2 separate regions of the Mus musculus genome follow, and region 2 is linked to region 1. The links are chromatin contacts, found by Hi-C or POLR2A ChIA-PET in ENCODE. All regions are on one chromosome and are shown on one strand. The core of a region is the stretch at or near the end of the contact, and the rest is flanking DNA. Distances in the headings are between cores, read along the strand shown.

Region 1 (4,958 bases), core at 1,316-3,815:
CCCCACCACCTCTGAAATCAAACCTTAGATATAACCCAGGCAGTGAAATCACCCTCTGTTCCCAGAAAAGACGAGGAACTAAACTGGATTTTTCAGTTCATTATAGAAAAAAAAATGCAATGGTATTTATTATATGAGACCCTGATGGTCATGTGGACACAGATTAGCAAGAGTTGATGTTCTTCAATTTCCTCCTGAAAATAAGAATATTCAACTGATCTGGAGAATTGTAGCAAGGAGCAAATGAATGCATGTTTGCTACTGAGGTTATTGGAATTGGGAGAGATTGGCCTTGGCCCAACCTCACTGCACTTTTCCTGTTTCTTCAGTCCCTCATCTCAACCCAGGTACCAGCTGACACCCAGAAGGCGGTGTTGCTTGCAGAAAAGGCAACATGGACGGTTGATGAGGAAGGAGACCGGCGCAGGGGGAGGGAGATTGAAAGGAATGGGAATAAGCGGGTAACTACGGGTGGAGAGGAGGTCCCAATTGCTGGACACCATGACGTCCCTAGCGGGTGGCTCAAGGCAGCGCATATCCGTGATATCCAGGCCTCTGGAGTCCCTCAAGGACAGGGAGGCAGGTGTGAGTCAGCAAAGACCTTTTGCCTAGGGCCCAGCCCCAAGCCAGGTCTACCCTCTGCGATGAGTGGGATGACCCAGCTGTGTGTGTGCACACACCTTGCAGTCTGCGACCTTTCTTCTCTTAGACCCTGGTAGGAGCATCCAGCACCATTCAGTTCTTCTTCTCTGAGGCACTCATGGGTCAGAACTTCCAGGAGGTGGAGTTAGAAAACTACGAGCCTCAGCCTGGAGACCTGTTCCTGTTCAAGTTGCAGACCCCTAAGGCACAGTGGTGCGGGGCCCACGTGGGTGTTTACTGCGGCCAAGGAGAGATCATACACTTTGAGGGTGAGCAAAAGAAATTTGGCCACTCGTGAGCAAGCTGTGCTGGGACGAAAATTAGGACGAAGGTGTAGGTCTCTGAAGATGGGGGAGAGAGGGTTGGGCAGCCAAGGGTGTGGGGCTTCAATTTGAGGAAATGCTAGGGCAGATTACTGAGTCGCACCAAAGCTAGCTCCGATTTGCTCTGATTTTGGGCCTGCTATCCCCACAGGCAGGACCTCCAACCAGAATGGAGTACAAACGTTTCTGGGTTACTGTGAGGGTGTCGTGTGTAAACAGGGGCACAGAGCTCTGCAGCGCTCCCGACAGCTCTGGCGTGTGCTACGCAGGCGCGGTGGCGTTGACCCTAGGGTGCTGGAGAGCCGCGTGCGAGAAGCTATGGACAACGATCCTCCTCCCTACCATCCCACTAGCAGCAACTGTGTGCACTTTGCACTGAACCTGTTGGGCATGGACTCAGTAAGTGCCTCTCTTCTACCTGCCCACATCCCATGCCAGCCCCAGTCTGCTAACAAAGGCACCTAACCAACTTGCTCCAGCATAATTCAGATGATTCCCCTCTCCACTACACCCAGACCAGGTTCCTTTCATCTTAAACTCTTTACTCTGGCAATCTAAAGTCCCCAGAATAGGTGTACCTATTTTTGAAGTTACACACTTTGAAACCCTTTAGCGCCAGGTAGACCTCAGGCTACTGTTCTTAGATCCTGAGCAGATATATTTACTGAACATGACCGATCTCCAACCCAGGGGCTGCTCCAACTCCATCCTTCTTTTTGCAGTAGAACTTTCTATTGATCCAAAGTCCGCCTTTCTCAGTTCCATCCTTTTCCAAACAGTCCACCAATTCTGATCTTAGAGAATTGGGACCCTAGTCTACAAATCTCGGTCCTTGGGAATACTTCCATTCTATGAGCCTGGCCAGGAGTTCCCAATCACTCAACCTCATGTCCAAAATCTAGACCAAAGATAAACAATTCACCATCAGCCTAGTCCAGGGTGTTCTCTCTAATCCAGAACTAGCTACAATCCTTCTTCTTGCTTTCCTTCCTTCCTTCCTTCCTTCCTTCCTTCCTTCCTTCCTTCCTTCCTCCCTTCCTTCCTTCCTTGGGTCTTAGGAGCTAAGCTTGATAAATCACAAAGTCCTGGAGACCTGGCAATTACACCAGACCCTAACTCAATCTGTTCGTCTTCTTTCCCTTCTAGATGTCAATGGACAGGAACCTAACCAGTGATTAATGTGACCTTGGGTCCTCCTGAATGGGCCAAAAGAGGTTTCAGAAGGGATCATTAAAGTATTTTCCCAAACGTAATTAGGATGTTGGAGGTTCTCTTTACTCCACCTAGAACTGATTTGCTCCCAGAATGCCCTTAGCACTTGCTTCCTGGGTCAGCCTCCTCTTAAATTCCACTTCTTCCAGGAAGTTGCTATGATTCCCAGTGAGTAAGCAGGTTATCCTCAGAGGGATTTAGACTGTGTGAAAAAGGATGGAAAGGTACCCACCCCTAAATCTCCAAGGTAGATGTTCCAACCCAGGCCTGCGAGTATGGCCTTCTTTCAGTGTCCCTCACGTCCCCCTCTCTCACTGCATGGGTGGGCGGGTCCGTGGAGGTCAGGTGATCGGGAGGGCGGAGGCAGGAGGTCCGCATCCCTCCAAAGACTATACAGTCATCAGCCCTGCAGCCTTGCTCACTGTGAGAGACCTTTAGATGCTTGCAGTTGCCAGAGAGTTCTGAGAGATTGGGACAGGGCAGGCGCTGTTCCTCCGTCCCCTGTCAGCTCACCCCAACCCTGCACTCCGCGGGTGGTGCCGGTCCCTTTAAGAACCTTAGCGCTCAGCCCTGATTGCTGAATCTGCGCGCTGCCTCCGCCGCGCAGATTGCAGCTCCGCAGAGCTAGGCGTGCATCCCATTCCTCGACCAAAGCCCAACCCGGCCGCTCAGCCACCCCTCAGCGCAGATCCATGTCGGCCGCTCCGGCCTACAGCGAAGACAAGGGCGGCTCAGCCGGTCCCGGGGAGCCAGAATATGGCCACGACCCGGCGAGCGGCGGTATCTTCTCCTCGGACTACAAGCGGTGAGCTAGCGAGCGCCGGCCGGGTGCGGCTGGCGCGCAGGCACCATGGACAGCGCCCGCGAGGCTGCGGCCCTGCCGACCCAGACCCGCCCTGCGCGCTTCCCGGGGTTCCCGCAGCAGGGCCACTTCGCCTTTAGCTACGAAGGGGCGGGGGACCCAAGGCTGGTGGGGGAGGGACCAGACAGGCGGGGTCCTTATGGAACAGCTGCGATGATGTTTGCAGCCTTTTATTCGCTGGCTCAAAGAGAAACCAAAACAAAACCCCCAAAACCAATTCCGTAGGGGACGGGTCTGAATTGGGGAACTGGAGTTTGAGTGTGGTCCACTCCAGGAAGCCGGCCCTGGATGTAGACTGAGAAACTGGCTCCTCCTGCAAATTAATTTCTCCATCTTTCCCCAACCCCCACATTGCCCTATGATTCAGCCCTACTTGGTTTGAATCTTACCTTTGACTCATTCATTTATTTGTTCATAAATTCAATAGCACATTAATTAAAGGCCTGTGGACCTGTTAGTCACGGAACGGAGTAGTGAACAGGAGCCAATAGATTGTTCCAACCGGGAGCACAATTGTAGCCCTGACAATTCAAGGGTCAGGAGTGGGAGTGCAAGACATGTTCCATTTCAGGGAGGAAGGTACTCTCGTGTTAGAAATGGGTCTGGGGTCTCAGGGAAATCACCACACAATCCAGAGCACAAGGCGCAAGCGAATGCACTTCTTCAGAAGGGTCACTCAACCAGGCAGGTTCACCGAGTGCGAGTCCCACTGGATTTTTATTACTAATGATCGGGTGACCCTGTTCCTTACCCTGCATGGTCAGTGCTAGGCCTCACATGCTCAAGCAGCTGCAAACAGCAACAAACCCTTAAAAGTCAGTCAACTGATATGCAAAGTGCAACTTTTGAGAACAGGATGCAGCTGTGAGCACATACTTTGATCTTAGACAAATGTTAGGCTGTGAGCCTGTCCAAAATTCATAGCCCCTGGGGCTGGCAGGCCTCTACTGGGAAGAGTACACCTGAGACAAAGGAATGGAGACTTTTCTAACGCTATATAACGTAATAAAAACTCCACTGGTATAAAAGATGTGCAGCTGGGTGTGATGGTGCTCGCCTTTAATCCCAATCTCAGAGGAAGGGGCATGAAGACTTCTTTAAGTTCAAGGCTAGCCTGGTCTACATAGCAAGTTCTAGGACAGCAAAGACTACAAACAAACAAACATTTCATTTGCAAGCCAGGGTTACAAATAAATAAGTAAGCAAATAAGCATATTTCATTTCTGTTTCCTACATCCCAGAGGACTAAGGGAAGCCACAGTGTAGGTTCTTCTGATGTTAGCATGCAGTGGCTAGAATCACGCAGCAGGTCACTAGAATGAATGAGGGCTCTAAGCAGGTGCTGCCACCAGATTTGCGTGTTGGAAGGATCTCATGCTGGACCGATGAGACCAGAAGTGATCTGGGTTGAGCAAGAGACAAGGGAAGGAGATATCAGAGTTGCCTGGCTGGGCACGGGATGGCTTTAAATCTAAGCTGCTTAAACTGTGGGTCCCCACTGGGTCTGTCAACTGAAGGCAGTATTCACAAAAGGTTTGGTAACATGACAGGATACCGAACACACAAAAATGAAAAATCAATGAAAATCAAACACACAATAGAACTCAGGTTTCTGACTTATGGCGCATACTGAGACTTTACTGCTGCTGAGTCTAACCACATAACATTTGCACTTCGAAACTGTGATTCCATCGTACCAAACACTGACAGACACTGCCTGACACACCTTGGTGCACACCAGAGATTATCCCTGGCGCTGTGAACTGCCTGCCGCATTTTCAATTGTACATACAAAATCGTCTACTCTTAGGGAAAAGTAATGGTCTAATTACAGAAATAAAGACTTTTAATATTGTCCTATCATCATTCCTCAGCGTGTATCAGATTAGTATATCTTTAGATTAGAATGTTTCACAAGC
Region 2 (4,958 bases), core at 1,018-3,517, 77 kb before region 1:
AAGTCTGATATAAATGATCAGGCTAAGGACCAAACGCTGGCTGGCCCGAAAAGTCTCCCATAGTTTCCTCATAGTATAAAGTGAAGTCAACACCATGAGGAGTAGGTGTGTGAGTTTATAGAGTAAGGTGATCCCAGCTGAGCCAGGGCTGCTGACAAAAGCCTATACTCCCAGTCCTTCAGAGGTGGAAGCAGGAGAGTCATCAGAGTATGGGGGCATCCTGAGCTACATGGTGAGTTCCAGGACAGCCTGGGCTATATGAGACCCTGTCTCAAAACAAAGATCCCACAAACAGAATCCTTCTAAAAGCCATTTTAGTTTTAAAAGACTCATTCTAGATTTAGCTTAAGATAATATACAACAATCAAGATTTTGCTATATGGTTGAATACACCTCCCCTTCCTCAAAAGAAACACAGCAAAACCACTGCTTAATTAATGATGACTCATGGTTAGCTTCAGTTGTGTACTTGACACCTGGGAAGGGGAAGCACAAGAGCAACTGCCTCCATCAGATTAGCCTGCCTCCATCAGATTAGCCTTTTCTTGCTTGCTAGCAAATGTGGGTACCTGGGGGCAGGTGGTCCCGGGCTAAGAAAGGTAGCCATACAGCCAGTAACCAGCCTTCGTCCATATCTGTGCTCCAGAACCTATCCTGGCTTCCCTTGATGATGGAATGTAACCTGTAAGCCAAATAGGCCCTTTCTGCCCAGAGTCGCTTCTGGTCAGAGTGTTTAGCAGAGCAACAGAAAACACACTGGAACCGTGGCTCAATAAGGAAAAACAGGAAATGTCCGAGGAGTGTCCAGAATGTGGAATGAAGCTCTGAAACTTGGCTCTCTTCGTGAAATTGTTGCTGGGTAAAACTTATACATTCTCCCTAAATCTTCCAGTGAAGTGAAAAGTCCCCACTCTTTAGGGTCTGTTAAGTTTACCACACAAATAATGAATGTGTGTGTCTCAAATTATCTGGTCCAAAAGAGCCTTCTTGTTGTTGCCATTAAAGGCAGATGAGTAAAGCCTCACTCCCCGAGGGCTTTCCATCTGCTTGAAGATAATAATAAAAATCCTTATTGCTTGAAGAAAAAATAATAAAACTATCTTTTAAATGTCATTCATCCTCAGACAGTTTTAGCCATCCCTCATCTTCTCCGGAGAACCCCAAATTGCTTCCACTTAGCTTATGTTTTTATTCCGACGGACATGCCTTGTTTTCAGTTTTACTTTCATATTTCTGGCCTTTCCCATTACAACATCCTGCTCTGCCCAGAACAGGGAAAAGGTGAAGCGCAGAGCCTGGCTCAGAACTGCAAGTAAACTTTTACCTAACCCCAGGACTGGAGAGGCTGAGGCAGAGGAATGTCCTGAGTTCAAAGCCAGCCTGGACCACAGATTGAGACCCTGTTTCAAAAACAAAAACAAACAACCAAAACAACAACAACAACAACAAACCAAGAGAGCCAGGCGGCGCGGAGCCGAACTCTGATAATCCTAGCAGAAAACAAAAACAAAAAAACACAAAACACCACCACCACCGTGTTTCAACTTCAAGGTCCCCACTCTCTCTCAACAGAGGCGCAGGTGCACCAGCGACGCCCGGTGCGCATCACGAGTGTCCCGCGGACCCGCCCTCGGCCCGGGGCCTCATACCTGGTGCAGCCGGGTGGCCGTTTGGCCCAGGCGAGCGCGCAGCGTCCTCTCGCGGAACTCGCTCAGGCCCTCGCAGTCTGCCGAGTCACCCGGGGCCGGGAAGAGCACGTCGCGCACGGTGGCGCCGCCGCATCCTTCGGCCGCCAGGCCCAGGTAGTGCTCCAGCTGCCGGCACAGCTCCTGCAGCGCCGAGTCGCCAGGGTCCGCAGGCGCCGGCCACAGGAGCGGCCACAGGAGGGCCCACAGCCCGCGTCCCAGGCCCCAGCCCGCGCCGCTCGCCGCGTCCAGCTCGGGCGGCAGCGGCGGGAAGCAGGGCTCCAGGGCCGGCCACAGCGCCGCCAGCTGCCGGTGCGCGCCGCGGAACCCGGCGGGCGACAGCACCCCGGCCCAGCTACATCCCCCGTCGCCGGCCTCCCGCCGCTCGCGCCGCCGCCGCTGCGCCGTGCGGTCGTGACAGGTGACGGCGAACTGGCCCTTCGCGGCGTTCCAGGCCACCAGGAAACGCAGCTGATGGCGCTCGGGCTCCGGGAAGAGGTCCTCACGCAGCGGAACCCAGCCATCCAGGCTGTCGGGCTGCTCGCTGTCCATGGCAGCCGCACACCCTTAGACTGCGACAGGCCACGACATTTTCCGGGAGCCGCTACTGTCAGTCAGAGGCGCAGAAGCTCCCGCCCCCTCATTCTGATAGGCTGTGTGAGGGAGGCTGTCTGGAGTTGGTTAAGTGAAAGCCAATGGAAAGTCTTTTCGGGGAGGCGGGACAAAGTCTCCCTTTTACAACACCGGCGAACCTTGAACTCTCTAAGTGAACCAGGCTAGCCTTGAACTCGTAAGAGACCACCCTGCTTCTGTCTCCTGAGTGCTGACATTAAAGGCATACAGCCGCTATGTTCGGCAAAGATTTTATTTTTAAGCCCATGTATACATGGGCAGGACGACATCACACCTTAGTACAGATGCCAGAAGAGGGCGTCATGTCCCCTAGAACTGAATACTCTATGGGGCTGTTAACAGCTTAATGCACTCTCTAAAAATAGTAATTCTTAGCTGCTGAGCCATCTCTCAAGCCCCTATCTTAGTTCTCAACATTACAATGAGAATTTCCCTCAACAGGATCCTATTAAGTATGTGGCTCCTGAAACAAACATACTGGCAAGATCAAACTTCTATTTGAACTCAATATTTACTTACTGAGGGCTCTGGGGTGTCAAAAACTAGATCGCAGACACATTTATTTTTGTCAATATAGTAAACTTACTGAGTATCTGCTGTGTTGTTGGTATATTGAGATGGGGGAGAGGGGGAGTGCCTAAATATTTCTGCTTTCCAAGCCAGTCTATGCCAAGCATCATCCTGACAGCAAGGATTTGAGACCTAGAGAGGGAATTTGTCTACAATATATGTGCACCAAGGCTAAGCAGGATGGCCTCACTACTGAAAGCATGCCGCCGGGGTATTATAACAAGCCAATAGAAAGTGCTGCTGCATTTCCTCACATGAGCCCTAAAGATGCCAGTTCTAAACCTGCAGCCACCTTAGATTCCGAGAACAACAGACAGCCATAAAAACCTTTATGATCTAAGGCAAGGTGAACCTTGAAGAAGAGGTCACACCTGTCCTCAGAAGAAGTGATTATCTATGCTAAAAAGCTGTGCCCTCCAGAGCAAGTAACTATTCCTGGAGATGACAAGACCTGTTGGGAAGGACCTTGAGATGAGGGGCAGCTAAACCACACCTTGGTAAAGAATGCCTGCATATGCATATCTCCTTTTTAAATGCACTTTATTCCTAGGAGAGGATCTTTGTCCATTCTGGCTCCATTGGAGCCTTTCGGCTCAGATGCCAAGCTTTGTCCTTCCTTCAGATTAAAACTGAAATCTTTGTCCTCCTTGTATTTGATCTGTTGGCCTTCACCATCCTAGGCCTTCAGTTTGCTAACCACAGAAGCCTCCATAATCTTATGAGCTAATTCTTCAAAATCAATCTCTCCATTGTGTAAGCATCCTGTTAGTTTATTCCATCTAAAGAACCTTGATGTTAATACAGTGTGTGTGCTTGTGTATGTGTGCTTGTGTGTGTGCTTGTGTGTGTGCTTGTGTGTGTGTGCTTGTGTGTGTGTGTGCTTGTGTGTGTGTGTGCTTGTGTGTGTGTGCTTTGTGTGTGTGCTTGTGTGTGTGTACTTGTGTGTGTGTGCTTGTGTGTATGTGTGTGCTTGTGTGTGTACTTGTGTGTGTGTGTGTGTGTGTGTGTGTGCGCTTGTGTGTGTGTGTGTGTGTACACACTTGTATGTGCTCATGCATGTAGGAAGACATACATGTAGGATGAAATGATATTTTATGTTTTTTCCATGTATAAATATATCATGGGCATGACCACATTAAAGAAAAGTAGTCGTGAGGCCTACATAAAGATATGATAAAGAGCCGGGCATGGTGGTGCACGCCTTTAATTCCAGCACTCGGGAGGCAGAGGCAGGTGGATTTCTGAGTTCGAGGCTAGCCTGGTCTACAAAGTGAGTTCCAGGACAGCCAGGGCTATACAGAGAAACCCTGTCTTGAAAAACCAAAAAAAAAAAAAAAAAAAAAAGGTATGATAAAGACATGCTTAGCATGAACCCCTGGTTTCAATCTCCCAAAACAATAGACATCTACATCATTGTTTTTAATATTTGCAAATATTGAGTTAACTATATCACAATTACCTAATGAATCGCACTTTGATAAAAATAGATTAATTTTTAGTTTCTGCCCATCTAAGCAATACTATATGGGGCTGAAGGTAGATAAGTGGTATAGCTTGCTAAATATACTTCAGGCCTTAGGTGGGTCCCTCCCCAACCCTCCCCATACCCCATCTCTGCCCCACACCAAAAACCAAAGCCACAACAGACCAAAGTGGTGAGCATCCTGTATATCCTTCTTTATGTGTATGGGTTGTTGTTGTTTTGTTTTTGTTTTTAATTTTTGTTTTGTTTGAAATGGAGTCTTTCTATATAACCCTATCTGACCTTGAACTCCAGTGGTCATCCTGCCTCTGTCTCCCAAGTGTCCAGATTACAAGACGGTCCAGATAATTTTTTTCATTTTCTTTCTAATATTTTTGGCTATACTGAAGTGATGATATTTTAAAACAGGCCCAACAGTAAAAAAACAAAATCCCCAGATCAAATGACCACATACAGACTTTCAAAGAAACCATTTTTTTCCCCAGTCCCAAACTCTATACATGACTCAGCAAACTTGTATGTCCAGATGGCTTCTGAACACATGGGGCTTCACACTGGCTACCAATTGCATACTTATGCATATGATA

The links. A loop is a pair of places that touch in the nucleus more often than their neighbours do. ChIA-PET counts read pairs that join two places held with the same protein, here RNA polymerase II (POLR2A).
Region 2: a loop to region 1 is called in a map of left cerebral cortex, with 4 times the contacts of the local background. The contact joins the promoter of Whamm here to the promoter of Ap3b2 in region 1. A Hi-C loop is called at or near these places in 1 of 37 maps with a recorded cell type or tissue (left cerebral cortex). POLR2A ChIA-PET finds 5 or more read pairs at or near these places in 3 of 5 experiments (all embryonic stem cell).

What each region holds. Positions count from the first base shown.
Region 1 is chr7:81,491,532-81,496,489 of GRCm38, reverse strand. It overlaps Ap3b2 (adaptor-related protein complex 3, beta 2 subunit), which reads left to right and starts at 2,565. Exons shown (of 26, transcript NM_021492.3): 1 at 2,565-2,982. The coding sequence starts at 2,870. BC048679 (cDNA sequence BC048679) reads left to right here. Exons shown (of 6, transcript NM_001193274.1): 3 at 330-347; 4 at 710-911; 5 at 1,117-1,364; 6 at 2,112-2,216. The coding sequence ends at 2,144.
Region 2 is chr7:81,568,601-81,573,558 of GRCm38, reverse strand. Whamm (WAS protein homolog associated with actin, golgi membranes and microtubules) reads right to left here and starts at 2,267. Exons shown (of 10, transcript NM_001004185.3): 1 at 1,650-2,267. The coding sequence starts at 2,237.